2 separate regions of the Homo sapiens genome follow, and region 2 is linked to region 1. A link is a loop called in an ENCODE intact Hi-C map of the cell type or tissue named here. Cell type or tissue: spleen. All regions are shown on one strand. Links, peaks and the distances in the headings refer to the core of each region. The heading gives the core; the rest is flanking DNA. Region 1 overlaps COL5A2 (collagen type V alpha 2 chain). Region 2 has its middle 27 kb from the start of ASDURF.

The links. A loop is a pair of places that touch in the nucleus more often than their neighbours do. Peaks named below come from ENCODE experiments on the same cell type or tissue, not always from the same donor. Only the 100,000 strongest peaks of a DNase experiment are listed, where the experiment ranks them.
Region 2: a loop joins it to region 1, with 7 times the contacts of the local background. A loop is called at or near these places in 4 of 110 quality-filtered maps.

Annotation. Positions count from the first base shown.
Region 1 is chr2:189,089,170-189,098,982 of GRCh38, forward strand. It overlaps COL5A2 (collagen type V alpha 2 chain), which reads right to left. Exons shown (of 54, transcript NM_000393.5): 5 at 9,558-9,590; 6 at 8,108-8,161; 7 at 3,141-3,251. Among named protein-coding and RNA genes, the nearest start is that of MIR3129, 39 kb to the right of the region's middle. In spleen, for the core only: a CTCF peak has its summit at 5,278 (motif pointing right); no DNase peak of the experiment used is centred there.
Region 2 is chr2:189,629,259-189,639,071 of GRCh38, forward strand. No RefSeq gene overlaps it. Among named protein-coding and RNA genes, the nearest start is that of ASDURF, 27 kb to the right of the region's middle. In spleen, for the core only: a CTCF peak has its summit at 4,270 (motif pointing left); no DNase peak of the experiment used is centred there.

The DNA of each region.
Region 1 (9,813 bases), core at 1,217-9,216:
TGTCCTAAAGATTCCAGATTCCATTTTGGACTGTTTTTGGATGATATTCTTTCTTTGTTCAATGCCCAGTAAACTTTAAATTACATTTATGTAAGTTGATAACACTTTTATAGTCCTTTTAATGAATCCCTGAATGTTCCAAGTTTGGAAACAGTTTGACCTACTCTCTTTCACAATTAAAAAACCCTAGTAATCAAACTGACCAAAATTGTTCATATACATTTTAGTAGTCACATTAGTTTCCAAATTTTGTTAGGAAAGAATGTGTGTACTGTTTATAAATAAATTGGCAATTTATTCTACAATCTGTTGAGAAAAATGTGTATGAACTTTTGTAAAGCAAAAATCATATTCAGGCTTCATATGTTTCCTTGTTAAGGTCTCAATCTACAGGCATGCCTCATTTTACTGTGCTTTACCAATATTATGTTTATTACAAATTCAAGTCTTATGGCAACCCTGCACCAAGCAAGACAACCGGTGCCATGTTTGCAATAGCATGTGTTCACTCTGTGTCTCTGTGTCACACTTTGGTAGTTCTCATAATACTTTAATATTATTATTGTTCTTATTATATCTGTTATGATGATCTGTGTTCAGTGATCTTGATGTTACTAAAGTAGTTGTTTTAGGTGCCTTGAATGATGCCCATACAAGACAATAAACTTGATCAATAAATATTGTGTGTGTTGTTCTACCAACCGGGTGTTCCCCATCTCTCTTCCTCTCCATGGGCCTCCTTATTCCCTGAGACACAACAACATTAAAATTAGGTCAATTAATAACCCAACAATGGCCTCTAAATGTTCAAGTGAAAGAAAGAGTCTCACATCTCTCACTTTACATTGTAAGCTAGAAATGGTCTAGTAAGGAAGGCATATTGAAACCCAAGATAGGCCAAAGCTAGACCTCTTGCAGCAAACAGTCATCCAACTTATGAATGCAAAGGAAAAGTTCTTAAAAAATTAGAAGCACTACTTCAGTAAACACACAAATAATAAGAAAGTAAAACAGCCTTAATGCTAATATGGAGAAAGGTTTAGTAGTCTGGATAGAAGATCAAACCAACCACAACATTATCTTACCCAAAATCGAATCTAGAGCAAGGCCCTAACCCTCTTCAATTCTGTGAAGGCTGAAAGAAGCAAGGAAGTGGCAGAAGAAAAGTTGGAAGCTAGAAAATGTTGGTTTATGAGGTTAAAGGAAAGAAGCCATCTCCATAATATAAAAATGCAAAGTGAAGCAGCAAATGCTGATGTAGACACTGCAGCAAGTTATCCAGAAGATCAAGTTAGCATCATTGATGAACGTGGCTACACTCAACAATAGACTTTCAATGTACACAAAACAGCCTTCTGTTGGAAGAAGATGCCATCTAGGACTTTCATGTTTAGAGAGAAAAAGTCCATGCCTGGCTTCAAAGCTTCCAAGAACAGGCTTATTCTCTTGTTAGGGGTTAATGCAGCTGGAGACTTTAAGCTAAGACCAGTGTTTATTTCTTATTATGGAAATCCTAGCATCCTTAGGAATTATGATAAAACAACTCTGCCTGTACCCTATAAATGGAACAACAAGGCCTGGATAACAGCACATCTGTTTACAGCCTTTACAGCATTGTTTACTGAATATTTCAAGCCCACTATTGAGACCTATTGCTCAGAAACAAAGGATTCCTTTCAAAATATTACTGCTCAGTGACAATGCACTAGGTCACATAAGAGTTCTGATGGAGATATACAAGGATATTAATGTTGTTTTCATGCCTGCTAATACAAAAACCATTTTGCAGCCCATGGATATAAATAAATTTCAACTTTTAAATCTTATTACTTAAGAATATAATGTTCAAAGTAAATTGAGAATCTTCTGGAAAGGATTTATCATTCTAGGTGCCATTAAGAACATTCTTAATTGATTGGTGAAAATATAAGCCTCAAGAGAAGTTTGGAAGAAGTTGATTCCAACCTTCATGAATGAATTTTAGTGGCTGAAGACTGCATTGGGGGAAGTAATTGCAGATATGATGGCAATAGCAACAGAACTAGAATTATAAGTAGAGCCTGAAGATGTTGCTTAATTACTGTAATCTCATAATAAAACTTTAACAGATGAGGACTTGCTTCTTATGAATGAGCAAAGAAAGTCGTTTCTCAAGATGCAGTCTATTCCTGGTGAAGATACTGTGAAGATTGTTGAAATGACAACAAAGGATTTTGATATGGCAAACTTCATTGTTGTCTTATTTTTTAAATTACCATAGCAATTCCAGGCTTCAGCAATACCACCCTTATTAGTCAGCAACTATCAGCATCAAAGCAAAACACCCTATCAGCAAAAAGATTATGGCTTGCTGAAAGGTCAGATGATTATTAGCAATTTTTAACAATAAGGTATTTTTAATAAAGAAATATACCTTGTTTTTTAGACATAATGCTATTACACACTTTATAACAGACTATATTGTGGAAAAACATAAGTTTATATGCACTGGGAAACAAAAAAAAATTCACATAACTCACTTTACTGCAGTATTTCACTTTATTGAGGTGGTTTGGAACTGAACCCACAATATCTCCATGGTTTGCCTGTACTTATAAATCCCCTATGTCTGACATTAACAATTCAAAGAAGTCGGTATTGAAAGGCTTTTTGTTTGACTTTACTTCAAGTAAAAAAACTAAAATTGAAGAAATAATTAGGTGTCATTTTTAGTGTCAACTCAATGGCCTTCTCATATCCCTCATCATGGATGTGTCATCCTCTCTTGTGGAGGATACGGAGCAGATTTTTTTGGCATTCTGAGCCTAGAGAATAGGACAGATAAATCTCTCATTTCATTTAAAGAGGGGGAAAGCAGTGGTTCTTTAGAATCAATAGAAAAAACAAAGCACATAGAGTCTAGAGCTGACATTGAGAAATACAAACAATTTGAAGCAGTACTTTAGAAAATACTTCTTCCAATTTTTCCAACAATTCCCTGTGGGTTTATTAGTTCTACTGTCCATAGCAGTGTTGACCTTATTTAACTGCTCTTACAGTCAAGTGTCAATATCTGAACAGACACAATTTAAAATCCTAACAATATATCAATAATTTAAAACATGACCTGTACGTGACATCAAACAATGCACACAACTCACCCTGCTCAAGCCATCGGGTCCTGGGTGGGACGGATGTCCAGGAGGTCCTGGAGCACCAGGTTGACCAGGAACACCTGGTTCTCCATCAATTCCCTGAGGTCCACGAGGGCCCTGGAAAACAAGCCAGTTAAAATTAGAACCCACTGCCAAATATACACTTAGTAGAAAGCTAAAGGCACAGACTTCTTAATGGCAAGGGAGTGTTTATTATTTTAAAAATACATGGCAATCTAGCCACTTAGAGTAATTTCATCAGCCATGTCACTACTGATTTCAGCATAGGTCTGAACTTCTACCATTCGGATGTGGTCTGGGTAAGAATTTTATGTGGTGTGTTAAATACCCAGAAATCAGCATTCTTAGAATAATTATTTTTAAAATTTTCAGTTCAACAGTATTCTAAAGTGAACTTCCTTATTTGATTGAGTTTTTGCCGTGCAAGGGTATTTGATCAACAATTATAAATTCACTTGTCTGTCACTGAAATTACAGTGGATTGTCATTGGATTACAGTTAACTATGTATACGTCTGCTTAACTTCTCCCTTCCCCCCAAAATTCAAGAATCCCTTGATTGGAGTTTGTAGAGATTTTCTGTCTAATTGTTTAATGCTTTGCATAGTTCCTGGTACATACTAGACACTCAATACATGCATATTATATTGTTACCTTTCAGTCCTCTTTAATACTTTAAAGCCTGGCACACTTTATTTTACTTCCCACCCCCAGAGGAAGACTAGACCATTGAGAAATTAGAGGCAAAGGCACTGTGACCCAGCCAAGTCTAAGTTCTCAGAGAAGTGAGCAATGATTTCTAGCTGCCAAATTCCACCCTTCTCCTAACCCACATTCTGAAGGCAGCTTGGGGAACAGCCACGTCCTCAGTTCTGGAAATGCTCCGTCCTCTAACCTCATCATTCCCACAAGGCTAGTTAAGTATTTTCTGGCTCCTTAACCCTAAAGAATCTTGAAAGGCTTCAAAAAGAAAGGACCAAAAAGTCATCAGGCAATATGCTTTTTATAATTATAAGCAGGGATCAAGGGAAATATGGTAAATGAAGTTTAATAGTTAAAAAAAGAACTCCCATGCTTAAACATGAGAATACCTATGGGACCACAGTAAGCAATTCAAATAGGAGCTGATAGTGCAGAGGGAGCAAACACAGGACAAGCTCAGGTGGTGGAGGTGGCAGTTTGTATATGATGGTTTTGGGGAGGGTGGCATCATAGCTATTCAGAAATTTAATTATTTTAATATATTTAAACATTTATATAGACATATTTACTTCTTGCAGTAGTGGGACAAACAAGCAAATTTATCTATTAAATAGAAGTAGAATACTTAGCCTGAAAAACTTATATTTAAAAATGATATCTTAGAAAATTATTCTCAGTTTTTAAAAATCAAAACTTTTCTGACTCCTAAACTACTAACAATTTACTTCACACTTCATTATACACAACAGAGGCTGATTTCAATTGTTCTCTAGGACTCCTGGATCATATGAATGAGAGTAACATGAACTGGATATGTATATGACAGCACAGACAAAATAATAGTCTGGTTTATTCATACAGCCTTGTGTAGAAAACTCTGATTCTGTTCTTGCAATGCTCAGTTGCTAATTAATAACCAGATATTATTACATACAAAAAGTGAACTAATGCATAATCTCTGCTCCCAATGAGAGTTCCAAAGAGACATACACAAAACTATATTTATTGTCAACAGGAGTGGAGATAAGTTTGAGAAATATTCATTAGTCCTCCAAAGAGATTGTGACTTTCTCCATTCTTCTGTAATTAACACTTCGTATTTCAAAGTCTGATCCTAAGATTGTTTTCATTGACTTCAGATTCATTATATGTCTCCACGGAATGCCCTCTAAATAGCTTATGAAATTTACTGTTGCACAGATTAAGATTAAAATTAATAAAAACGTCTATAAAAATTATCTAAAATTAAGTGAACACAAGAATGTTTACCGGTAAATATCAAAAGCAAATTAGAATTTGGGAGCTCATTAAAAGTATCTATTTTTATATCTCCAAGTGAGCTGAATTACATAATTCTTATATTAAGGTAAATGTTACATTTATTATCATTCCCTTCCATTTCCAAGATACTCAAATACCTCCGCAGTAATCTACAATAAAAAAGTACTTTGAGGTTGCCACTAGGTGGCGATGTTTAAACATCCACAAGTAGAAAAGACGAATGACCGGGAACTGTTAAAGAACTTCATTTCTCTCGTTTCTCTCTCTCTCTCTTTCTCTCTGACACACACACACACACACACACACACACACACACACACACACACACACACACACACACATAAATGTTATAGATGTTAAGATCTAGTATATTTCCCATTTTACAGATCAAGAAACATACCAATAGTGGTTAAGTGTCATGTGCAACTAGAACTTAGCACATCATTGACGGTCCATCTCCTGACAGTTTGCTAGCTTGTCACTATGAAGTTATCTGAACAATACACTTAAAACTGAGGACGTGTGATGAGAGACAGTCATGAAAATCATTGGCTAATCCTGAAGGTCTTGTAGGAGTATCTCATACTGAACTACTGACATACTAGTTCTCAGTCCAGAGCTATTTTGCCTGGATTTGGCAATGTCAAGAAACATTTTTAACTGTCACAATTGTATGGGGGATGGCAGTTTCAACTGGCATCTAGTGGGTAGATACCAGGAATGCCGCAAAACTTCCTACAATGCATATGGAATTATTTGGCCTAACATATCAATAGTGTTAACAGTGAGAAACCATGCTGTACATTGTGAGCCTTCCGTACTGTTTGATGGTAATATAATGGTGGGGGTGGGGGAATGCTATTTATGATATTGTGACAGCCATAATTTTAGTCCAGCTAAGCAGCTCCCAGAAGGCTTGAGACATGAGGCAAAACATTCTACCTATGGGCATTCTGTTACATCATGCCCATCATTTCATATACATCATTTCATGCAAAGCTATACATCATTTCATATCTTGAAATCGGTGTAGGCAGGCATTAAAAGATTTGTTAAACACTTACCATCACACCAGTTCTTTGCTAGGATTAAGAGAGGAACAGATTTCCTACTTGGATATCTGCCAGGGTTGTCTCACTTGATTCCTCCTAAAAATCTACCCCCCTTTCTCCCTCTCTCTCTCTCGCTCTTTCATACACACACACACAAACACACACACACAACACGCACACACTTATACCCAATTCACATTGATTGTCTCAGGCCTAACCAAGACAGGAAATTGACCACATCACAAAGTCAAATAGGGAAAATAAGTGAGAAGGGTTGGGGAGTAGATTCTTTGGATCTTAACCAGGAACTCTGGAAGTCTGGTCCTACAACAACTTCTACCTAGACTTAGGACCCAATGTTATCAATTACTTACAGTGTACAAATACACCAATGCAAAATCTTTTTTTTTTTTTCTGTCACGACCACCCATCCTCCACCCAACTGATGTTATTTTCTACCTATTTCTGTCTTTCTAGATCTAGGAGAGACATCTGGAGACCTACAGCAGTGTTTAAGCTACCAACACTAGTGAGAAAACTCAATACAACCACAGTGAAGAATGGGGCATATAATAATCTGGACACACCCCAAGATATGGCCAATCTCTTGGGGCACTGCTTTGCACCTACATGCCTGCAAGTAACATCCATAGTGCAGCCCCGTTTAAGAAAAAGTACTGACATCACACTATATATGAGGTGAAATGAGTAGAAGGATAATGTAGTAACAAGAATGAAACTAGTGGCAAGAGTTCCTAGGCATATGATCTAAAATATATTTTATCCTCATTTATATATTCAAACTTGTCTGCTGTTTGCTTATCTTCTAATCCTCCCATTTAAATATGGATAAATATATATTTAAAAGGATAAAAATCTACTGAGAGTTTTAATAGATACATTAGAGAAAAAATTAAACAGTACAAACAAAATTTTCTAATTGAAACATGGGATAATGGGAGCAATATACAAATGAATACAGTTATTTAGTATATGAAAGACATTAGATTTTAGAAGTGATACATAAGAAAAAACGTTGTAGGGAGGCCGAGGCGGGCGGATCACATCCTGGCTAACACGGTGAAAACTCGTCTCTACTAAAAAATACAAAAAATTAGCTGGGCATGGTGGCGGGCAACTGTAGTCCCAGCTACTCGGGAGGCTGAGGCAGGAGAATGGCGTGAACCAGGGAGGCGGAGCTTGCAGTGAGCCGAGATCACACCACTGCACTCCAGCCTGGGTGACAGAGCGAGACTCCGTCTCAAAAAAAAAAAAAAAAAGAAAAAAAAAGTTGTAACTCTAACACTTGAGAACAATATGTATTCTGTGCAGATAGGTAATAAAAGAAAACCTTTGGTATATATTATATAATATCCTCATGTTTTATCTCAAAGATATTGAGGTCACTATTTTATTGTAAAGGTATTTCACTTGTCTAGTAATGGGATTGCTGATTTTTAAAACTACTCCTTTGCTATCTCTGCAGTGGCTGCTGAGTGAAAAAGGCGGAGTGCTACCTGGGAAATAAACTTGTTGTGCAACCACTTGAAAGAAAATTTTATCCTCTAACAATTTTTTCCCGTATCCAGCTTGGTTATTCCTGTGGCAACCACAGATCATATAACTTGGATGTTTTATCTCAACAGTGCATTCTTGGCATTGCTTACTCATGAGTGAAACTCATGACATGTTAACTATGCTTCCTTAAGTTCTACTTTATTTTGATTTGACCTCATAAGGGACAAGGAAATATCATTTGTGTTATCTAATAAGATAATATACAATTATTATTGTATTTTTGTAAAATTTAATGGAGGTGAAAGAGGAATAGTGCTCCCAGCTTCTTGCTGCATTCAGAGAACACAGTGTAAACTGACTGGCTGTACGTTCCCCACAAGGAGCCCTCCTGTCAACTTACAGGTCTTCCTTTTGGCCCTCGCTCTCCTCTTGGTCCCTGTGATCCTGGAGGTCCCTAAAACAGAAAATGATGATTATGCATGCAAAAATGTATACTTTCTTATTGAATTTTTAAAAGTCTACTTGATAAAAGAAAATTGGAAAACAGAAATACCACACTTAATTCAGTTCAGTTGAAGACTATAGAGAATAAAGCCATGTGCATATAAAAGTTCTGTACGCTTAGAAGCGTTGTTTATGTTATCAGTGACATTTAAAGACCTATGAAGAACTAGGTGCACATTATGGCATCATGGAGCATAGTGAGCTAAATAGATTAGCTTGACTAGTAATTGCAAATTTTTAAGGATCATATTTGCTGTCTTCTCCCAGGTAAAGCCTTTGCCACTAAACTCTGAGCACAAAAACTTACAATTCTGATTTTGAAAATTACATAAATGTGCAAAATACAAATTATCAATTATTCCAGGGACTGTATGAAATCAAATTGGTACATGATACCCCAAAATGTTCATCACTGTTCAAGTTGCTGATAAAAGCAATGGAAAGGAAAGCCTCTTAGCCTACTACAGTACTGCTTTATGTACACTCAAGCATCTTTTCTTTTTACTTTACTTAGAATATTGCATTACTTCCCTTGTATGTTTAAAACCCACTTAGAAATTTCCAAATCTTAATTACAGTTACTTTTCCCTTAAATAACAAATGACTATTATATTTCAAAAGTGGTGTTATTGTGCTGATATCTTAAAATGTTTTTCCCCCCCTGGGAAATGGCTGTTGCCAGGGGGACTTTGTTTCTCTTTAAAAGAGGATTTAAACTGAGTTATGAAGATTATATTGTGTATTTACTCAACCCAACATATAGCATCGTTTAAAAGTGAGGGCTTCAGAAGAACCAGAGTGAGTCCATTAAAGCTAACTTAGTATTTTAAGCTGATTTGATGTGTTTAACATTTACATGAAGTGTGTGTATATGTTATGAATACTGCTGATAATCCAAACTTGAAAAAATTAATCTTTTATACTAAGCCATAAATATGCTCTCCTGCTGTATGATTTCTCAAATTCTACTGCAATATATAATTTTATTAAGCAGATAAAACTAGCCTACCATTAATCATAGTCAAACAACACACAAGTATGCCCTAATTTCAGTGAACAAAGTCACACTAAAATTAACAAATGTAACAATAAAGTGTTTTGTCTTTTACATAACCAATAGCAAGACTAACATAATGTTTCTTCAGTTTCAGAATAAAATGATCCCTTATCTACCATTCATTGCTGCAAAGCAATGTCTAACTTGAAGATGGTTTAAGACAAAATGTTTTAAGAGACCAAGTATCATTGTTTAATTCTTTTATCTTCTCATGGATATAATATCTGTAAAGATTTTCAGTATCTCAAGGAATACAAGAGTACCAAGAATATTGGGAGAAACTACTTACTGCCGGTCCTGGACGACCACGTATGCCTGTTACCTAAACAATAAACAAGAAAATTTGTAAAGGTAAAGTTTCTGCAGATATTCAGAGAGGTCAATAGTAACAAATAAGAATAACAACAAAAACCACAGTAATTTTTTTAACAAATGGATGTTGTCAATTGATGACCATTTCCTCCTCTCCTTAAGATTTAAGATATTATCTAGTTTTAACTAATATAGGGAGGCAGTGCTGGCGTAATGATAAAGAGCACCAACAC
Region 2 (9,813 bases), core at 1,001-9,000, 540 kb after region 1:
CTCTTTCATCCTTTGCTTAGCTAATTTGTATCCCTTCCAGTCTCATCTTAAGTCTTCCGAAGCTTGCCCTGACCTCTCTCTGTTCACCTCACCCTTTCTCTGGTTTGAGGCTCCTCCTATGTGCTCTCACAGCAAATTGCACTTCCCATGTCACAGTATTTATTGCTTCAGAAGGTAATTTTCTGTTCAGTTCTCTGCCTAACTACATCATGCGCTACCTGAGGCAAAGACAGCTGTCTGTGTTGTTCACTATTATATTCCCAGTACCTAGTTTAAAATAAAGAAGCTAACATTTACTTGTGGGATGAATGAATAATATGTGTATGGCTCTACAGGAAGCACTGCATCAGTCTCATATCTTCATTCTACACAGGAATTGGGAAGGCACGCTGGATTAAAAGTGGTCTTCCATGCTAACGCAAGACATGCCTTCTGGATGGGTAGTGATACACAGACTGTGTCTCCAACAGAAATCTGGAGAACTACAAAAACATGTGGTCATTTGAATCTATCTCCCTGTTAGCTAGGGAGAGCTCAATTTTCATTCCAGAGAATCATCTATGTTATTCCTATTGTTTGAGTTATTTTGTTTTTGTAATTGAAACCTGAAAAGGAATCAAAACACTAACAGGAAGCATACGCTGCTAAACAACATCAAGGGCTGGGGGCAGGGAAGAACAGACGGAAGTAGAAAAGGGAGAATGAAAACAAACAGAATAAAACAGCATTCCAAAACGCACTCTTATTCTAAGACAGCAGGAAGCTATCTGACTGTGGTTCTCATGATGTAAAACATTTGACAAGTTGGCTCATCTTCAAGAGAAAAAAAATAATACAAACAACTTCTTGATTTCAATCTAGACTTTTTCTTGGACATCAAGCCGAAATATATATATATATATAATCTTTCTTTTTCCAAGCTGGGATCTTAGCCAAAAAAAGAAAACAGAAAATTCTGAAATTCAGTTTTCATTAATAGGATTACGTCATATAGGTCGGGCATGGTAGGTTCCACCTGCAATTCCTTGGGAGGCCGAGGTGGGTGGATTGCCTGAGGTCAGGAGTTCTAGACCAGACTGGGCAACATGGAGAAACCCCATCTCTACTAAAATACAAAAAATTAGCTGGGCATGGTGGTACACGCTTGTAGTCCTGGCTACTCAGGAGGCTGAGGCCCAAGAATTGATCCAACCTAGGAGGCAGAGGTTGCAGTGACCCAAGATCACACCACTGCCCTTGAGCATGGATGGCAGAGTGAGACTCTGTCTCCCAAAAAAAAAAAAAAAAAAAAAAAGGATTATGTTACATAGGCTAAACATAAACACTGAGAAACAGTGAAAAGACTGGATGAACAGAATATCACCTTCAGAATGAACAGAAAAAGGTTGGCTGTTTATCCTGATGATTTTTAAAAAATGTTTTTAATGCTCTTAGAAGACAAACATGCTCCTTCACTGTTTGAGCTCAGCAGTTACTACAGTAGGCACTTCAGGAGTGTCTGTATATCTGGTGCCTTTCCATTCTCTCCCCACTCACCCTCCTATCAACACACACTTGCTAGCACCTTTTCCCTTTAGGAAAGATGAATCCCAGGAAACATGTGACGCCCCCTCCCTGACCACAGGTGACTGGATCAGCACCAACACCTTCCCTCACTATTACCAAATATATGTTCTCAATTTAAAGCAACATACAGATGGCAAAGTCAATTTGGTTTTAATTCATCCCCCTTTATATCAAGAATAAATTTATGCTGCTTTGAATCACTAATTTAAACACTATTCTATCACAATATAGTGAAAGAAGGAAAAGGGAGGGAGGAAAAACAAAAGGAAGGAGGGAGAAAGAAAAGAAGGAAGGGAGGAAAGGTGGAAAGAAGGAAGAACGGAAGGAGGGAAAAAGGAACAGAAACATATTAAGCATTTCCACAGAGGTAAAATAAATACACATTAACCTGAGTTATGTTCTCAAAGTGATTCAATACATTTTGACCTTTCAAAAGTAAAATCTTGTTATTGGGATTGAGAATTTATAGATACTGAACGTATCTATAAATTCTGCTTCAATCTAAACAATTGTACTACATTAGTCAGGCAGTCATAAAATTACCCATGAACTTTGAATTTAAGTATGAATCCAGGCAGCAAAAAAAAAAAAAATGAAATAACTCTCCTCTTTTGAGAAATATGGAATAAAACTGAATAAGATGAAGCCATTTTCGAGAGTATTTACCTACCTGGTAAAAACAAAAAAGAATTCTTTAACATGTAATGCTATGGTGAATTTAGCTGAATTCTAGTTAAATCCAACATAACTAGTAATAAAATTATATTCATTTATTTAACAATCATTTACTGAAATCTACCACACCAGGCCCTGTAGCAGGCACTAAGGATATAACAATAGACAAAATAGACATAAATTCCTGACACATGCAGCTTACATTTGAGAGGGGGAAGATAAAATAATAAAATATACAGCATAGTCTGTTATATGTGGTGATAAAAGTAAAATAGAGAAAATGAAACAAGGGATGGTCAGGAAATTCCTCAATTAAAAACTTACATTTGATAAAGATCTGAATGGACCTTTAAGTGTATCCACATAGTCTAAATGTTTAGATTGAAGTGATACTTTCTGAAAACAAAACATGAAGGGCAACTCTTCCTAGGTAAGAGTAGACTTTCTGTTCCTAGAACAAGGATACCATCAAGGTGGCATCATCCAGCCTTTGTCCAGCTGGCAAACACCATCAAAGTTTCGTGGAGCCTTCCCAGACTCCCTTACTCTCAGACAGGATTAATCATCCTCTCCTCTGTCTGATGCCTCCTCACTACGTACAGACTTTTATGACATACCAGGCGTTCTTCCCTAGTAAATTATAGGCGCCTTAAGATTTTTTTTATGGCTCTGTTTGCCCCTAACATGTAGCACAAGGACTTATTCATTATAGGATTTATTATATAACTCTTTTTTTTTTTTTGATACTGGGTCTTGTTCTGTCGCCAGGCTGTAGTGCAATGGCACAATCTTGGCTCACTGCAACCTCCACCCTCCACCTCCTAGGCCCAAGTGATGCAAGGGCCTCAGCCTCCCAAGTAGCTGAGACTAAAGGCATACGCCACCACACCCGGCTAATTTTTGTATTTTTAATAGAGACAAGGGTTTCACCATGTTGGCCAGTATGGGCTTAAACTCCTGACCTCAAGCGATCTACCTGCCTTAGCCTCCCAAATTTCTGGGATTACAGGCATCAGCCACTGCGCCTGGCCCTCATTTTTTTAAATTTACTGTAACTGTAATTAGTTACAGTAAACACAATTATAAAACAAACATCTCAATATCCAAATTAGTAACCACTAAATAAAACAGCAGTTGGCTAGATTATCCTTGTAGGGTACTCCCACCTATAAATTCTTCAAGTGTTTCTCACGGCTTATAGGAGAGACCATTAAGAGAACTTAGCCTGGCATTCAAGGCCTGCAGCAGCTGGATCCTGCCCGCCTTCCCAGCCTCCTCTCCAGCCATCACCCCACACCTCTCCGATTCCAGTCATACCACCATGTTTATCGTCCCCTAAAGCCATGGCTCTGAGTCTCTGCAGAGGCTGTTTCCTTTGCCTGGAGTCCTTGTTCTCCCTCTGTGCCTGGTAAACTCCTGCTCATCTTAAGCATCTGTTCCAGCTTGGTTTCCTTTTAAAAGTCTTCCATGATTTCCTCAGGTAGAGTTACTCTTTCCTCTGAGCTCCCAAATTTCCATTCCTCAGCTACAATATTTATTACATTGTGGTGTAGCTGTTTCCTTGCCCAGCTTCTCCACTTGGCTGAGACTTCTTTGAGGATAGAGACCATTTTACTCATCTTTGTACCTTCAGTAGGTAGCAACAGTGCCAATCACATAGTAGTAACTTAATAAGTCTAGGTTGACTGAATGTTGAATATGTTTTAAATGCTTGATTGAGAACATTCAGTGACATTGTCAGAGAGAAGAAAAACAAGTTTCTAGTGTACTTTTTTCTATATACCATTCTGCACTTTGTGTAAGGTGGCTCACATTGTAAAAGCATACAGACCTAAACCAATAACATCATTTACCTAAAAAGCAAGAATCCCTTACATCCTTGGTGATAGAACATGTATGTAGTATGCTGTATTTCATATGACATTAAAGATTTAAAATACAGTTGAAATTAGAAATGTAAATAAGTGGAAGAACTAAATAAGCAAGTGGTTTTAATTGGGGATGAGTTTGCCCCCTAGGGGACATTTGGCAAAGTCTGGGACCATTTTTGGTTGTTACAACTTGGAGGATGGGGCTGCTGCTACCATGTAGTGGGTAGAGGCCAGGGATGCTGCTAGACATCCTATAAAGTAGGGGTCCCCAACTCCCAGGCCACGGACCAGCCTGTTAGCAACCTGGTCATGCAGCCGGAGGTGAACAGCGGGAGAATAAGCAAAGCTTCATCTGTATTTACAGCCACTCCCCAATGCTCAAGTTACCACCTGAGCTCCACCTCCTGTCGGATGAGCGGTGGCATTAGATTCTCATAGAAGTGCAAATTCTATTGTGAACTGCACATGCAAGGGACCTAGGTTGCATGCTCCTTCTGAGAATCTTATGCCTGATGATTTGTCACTGTCTCCCATCACCCCCAGATGGGACCATCTAGTTGCAGGAAAATTAGCTAAGGGTTCCCACTGATTCTACATTATGGTAATTTATATAATTATTTCATTATATATTACAAGGCAATAATAGAAATAAAGTGCATGATAAATGTAGTGCACTTGAATCATACCAAAACTACTCCCCCCGGCCCCTGGTCTGTGGAAAAATTGTCTTACACAAAACTGTTCCCTGGTCCCAAGAAGACTGGGGGCAGCTGCCATAAATCATAGGACAAACCCCGCAGCAAAGAATTATCTGGCCTTAAATGTCAATGGTACCAAGGTTGAAAAACTCTGACCTAACCCTTTTACCTCAAGAAACTATAATTTTTTTTTTTGCAAATTACTATAATGACATTGAAGTTATGATGGGTTCTTAGGGGAATGTAATTGGTTCACTAGTCAACTGCTAGGAATGTACAACTTCTAAAAATAATTGTAAAATGTTGTACTCTGAACTCAGGGAAATATCAATCTTGAGAAAAGTGAAGGGCTGGGTATCATGTTCAACATTTGATCAGTAGTAATTTGAACTCTGCTAAAACAATTAGATGATAATAAACATCATATTCAATCTCAAAACATTTGGGTAATTATTAATAAGCATTAAAGAAAGCATTATTGCTGATAAAATGGATGATGACTTTGGAAAGAATCACTTGGCTACTTAGCAATAAGCTTACCAACCTTTGTAACATTTCAGCAATGCATACAAGATTAGGGTAGTTTAAAAATCAGAAAATACATCAAAGCAGAATCAGAAAATGTGAAAGTACTCTAAATAATGAAAACTAAGCTTAACTTGTCACCCAGATTCCAGAATATATGTTAAGAATATGGTGAGAATAGCAACACTTCAAACTTACTTACCTTATTCCAGTGACAATATAGGAATGTGATGCAAAACAAAATCTCTACCTCTGTCTCTAACTTGTTACTGACCATATTTTGACAACCTACAGGTGGGCTTCACTTAGATTTACCTTTGACATACAAATACAGATTGAGCATCCCTAATCTGAAAATCTGAAATCTGAAATGCTCCAAAATCCAAAACATTTTGAGTGCTGATATCACCCTACAAATGGAAAATTCCACACTCGGTACCTTTGCTTTCTGATGGTTGAATGTACACAAACTTTGTTTCATGCACAAATTTATTGAAAATATTGTATGAAATTACTTTCAGGCTATGTGTATAAGGTATATACGAAACATAAATGAATTTTGTGTTTAGACTTTAATCTCATCCCCAAGATCTCATTATGTATATGCAAATAGTCTAAAATCCAAAAAACTCTGAAATACGTAACACCTGCGGTCTCAAGCATTTCAAATTATACTTAACCTGTGTAACACTTCAAAAAATGAACTTATCATTTTTCCATAATGAAATGGAAGCTCTTAAATTATTTTCAATGGCATCACCCAATTTCTGAGTACCTAGGCTCATAATTCTATTATCTTTCATTTCACTCTCTACACTTCAGCCTCAATATCCAACTACCCTCTGGATTTGTATCCTACAGTATCTTTTCGATTTGATCCTTTGCCCAGTTTATTCCCTTTTATCCCTGCTCTTAAAGCCACCGCTTTAATGAGGTCCTTATCATTTGTTTCTAGATTTCTGTAACAACCTCAAAGGTCTCTTATCTTTCTTTAGTCTCTCCCTGCTCCACTCAGGTTATTACTTGACAATGAAATAATAACAACCACAACTATAATACTGACAATTCTAGGCTACTGCAGCTTGGGGGTTTATAGTCCAAGTTTTGGAGTCAGACTGCCTGGATTTCAAGTACTTAATAACAATCCTATGAAGTAGCCACTATGATTATCCCCATTTCACAAATAAGAAAGTGTAAGTGTAGAGGATGGAAGTCACTTACCTTAGGTCACCTATCTAGTAAACAGGTAGCCAGGACTTGGTCTAGTCAGTTTGGCCCATCCTCCAGCCTATTTTCACTCCGGACTTGGTGGGTCCTATATCCATACCATGGAGCTACTCTCCATATATCTTGACCCTATGTGCCTAACTTATTTTCTCTTTCAGTATCGCTTTTGCATGTAATAGGCTAGTAACATTTATTTCACTTTTTATGATAGTGAATCATTTTGAAATTGTTCTCAAGTAGCTCCATTTTTTTATTTTTTGTCGCTTCATCTAGGCTTAAGTTTTTTAAGGGTTTTTTTCTCTCAAATTACCTAGTATAACACCAATTAATACATATTATATATATTATATATTATTTATATAACATATATAATATATATTATTTATATAACATATATTATATATATTATTTATATAACATATATTATATATAGCATTTATATAACATATATTACATATAGCATTTATATAATATATTATATATAGTATTTATATAATTATATAAAATTATATGTTATTATATATATTTATTATATATATAATTATATATGTTATTATATATATAATTATATATAAGTAATTATATATAATATACTATGTATATATATTTTTTGAGATGGAGTCTCACTTTTGTTGCCCAGGCTGGAGTGCAGTGGCATGATCTTGGCTCACCACAACCTCCACCTCCCGGTTTCAAGTGATTCTCCTGCCTCAGCCTCCTGAGTAGCTGGGACTACAGGCATGCGCCACCGTGCCCAGCTAATTTTTGTATTTTTAGTAGAGACAGGGTTTCACTATGTTGGCCAGGCTGGTTTCGAACTCCTGACCTCAGGTGATCCACCCGCCTCCGCCTCCCAAAGTGCTGGGATTACAGGCGTGAGCCACCAGGTCTGGCCAACACTGATTAGTATTAAGTACTTTCAGACTATCTTTAATTAAGTAGGTGAAAACCCTTTACAAATAAAAAATGCAAGAAACTGAGGTGAATATCTAATAAGAGGCATTATTATAAGTATAAAAGTCAAGTTGGAGATTCCCAACATTTCCTAACAAATAATCACAGCAAGCTAAATTTGGGGATCCTGAAAAATAGTAAAAATTTTTAGGCTTCATTTGCTAATGCCAAATACAAGGGTTGAAAAATCAAAAACTTTATTTTTCTAATTAGTATAATTGGTCCAGTTGTTCGAGAATAACACCCAGCTTGAGGGCATAAAAGCTTCTGACACTTTCAACTGAAATCACAACCTAGATTGGAAGTCAGCAGTGACAGTTTTTACAATTTTTACAATAACAGCATTTGAGCAAGAATCTCAGGAAGGATAGAGAAAAACATTTTTCTCCATTCAGTACCACTGTTACCACTATGGTCACCATTCAGAAACCTTTCATTGGAATGATAGCCACAAGTCTTCAATTTGGCTTATCCATATTCAGAAAAGAGGAAGACATAAGAAGCTTATATTTCTATTGTTTTTGAGTGCCTAGTCTGTGTCAGGCACTGGAACAGGGTTTCTCAACCTTACCACGACTGATATTTTGGGCCAGATAATTCTTTCTTGTTGGGGGCTGCACAGTGCCTTGTGAGATGTTTAGCACATCCCCAACCTCTCTACCCACCAGATGCCAGCAGCGTATCCTCAGTCATGACAATCATGACTGGGGAGCAAAACCATCCCTGGTTAAGAGCCACTGCACCAAACTGAGGTCTTTCTTTACAAATGTCTTATTGATTCCTCAAAACAATTTGACAAACATGCCAATAGTATTGTCTCTATTTTACAGATAAGAAAATGGCAACTCAGGGATGCTACCAACTTGGCCCAGGGGACCCAACCTGCCCAGGGTCAGCTGACCCCATGTTTTTTGTTTTTGTTTTGTTTTGAGATGGAGTTTCACTTTTGTTGCCCAGGCTGGAGTGCAATGGCACGATCTTGGCTCACTGCAACCTCTGCCTCCCAGGTTCGAGTGATTCTCCTTCCTCAGCCTCCCAAGTAGCTGGGATTACAGGTCCTGCCACCATGCCCAGCTAATTTTGTATTTTTTTTAGTAGAGACGGGGTTTCACCATGTTGGTCAGGCTGGTCTCGAGCTCCTGACCTCAGGTAATCCACCCAGCTTGGCCTCCCAAAGTGCTGGGATTACAGGCGTGAGCCACCGTGCCTGGCCTGACCCCATGGTCTTGACTGTGCATTGCCACTTCTTTAATGTAGGTGATGTTTGGTTTTGTGTCTCTCTCTCTTGGTTTCTCACCCACAAAGGTACTACCTGTAGGCAGAGGTTCAGAAGAACCTTCAGAAGATAACAATGAAGACAAATCTCATCTCTACAGGGTTGTGAGATGATCTCAGGAATCCTCATATTATGCCCCAAAACCTTCAGCCACAGTATTTCTATGCAGAGCAACAGAATTTTGGTAAATCTTACCCGGAGTGGGTAAATAAGGAAAAATGGCATTATTCCAAAAATATGTTTCAGGAATATGAACTTTAAATGTATAAGGTTCCACCTTTAATTCCTCCCTCTTCCTCAGTTTCCCTGCCAAGTCCCTCATCAAGTAACATGGATGGCTCTTCCACTCAGCTTCTCTTTTCTGTTCCTACAAACTTCACTGTATCCCTGACCCTCACGAGGCTGTATGGCACTCCAGTTTATTCAGCATCCTGCTGCCAGACCAATCTTTCACAATAATTAAATTCACCAGGCTACTGCCCTTTCAGAAAACCACTAATAAATCCTCATTTTTCTGAAGCATCATGTTTAAATTTCACTAAATTGACATTCCAGGCCCTTCAAATGCTGTTTGTGTCTATCCCTTAGTCATGTTGTCTCTCCTCCTTGCACCAAATTCCTCACTATCCTACACATTTGCTGAGGAGAATACTGCCTTTTTAAGCCCCTCATCCTATGGCTTCCTTGCTTGTCAATGCCATCCCTTTTCTGCATCTCTGTGTCAAAATCCTGGCCACTCTTGTAGGCCCAGCTCAGTTGAAGGCCCTCCAGAGAGCATTTTGACTATTGCAGCCTCATCAAGGCCTTTAAAGATATTCACAGCCCTGACTGTCTAACCCATACCACCTAGAATCTCAATTTTAACTCTCCGGTATCTGCTGGAGTTTCACGTTTGCCCAGATGGATTATAATTCTGTTGCATGTTGGTACTGTATCTCAGACTTACGGACTATGCTCAGAGAAGGTCCCCAGTGAGCCCTCACAAATGGAATCCATAAAATTCTCCTGCTGCTGTAGGAAT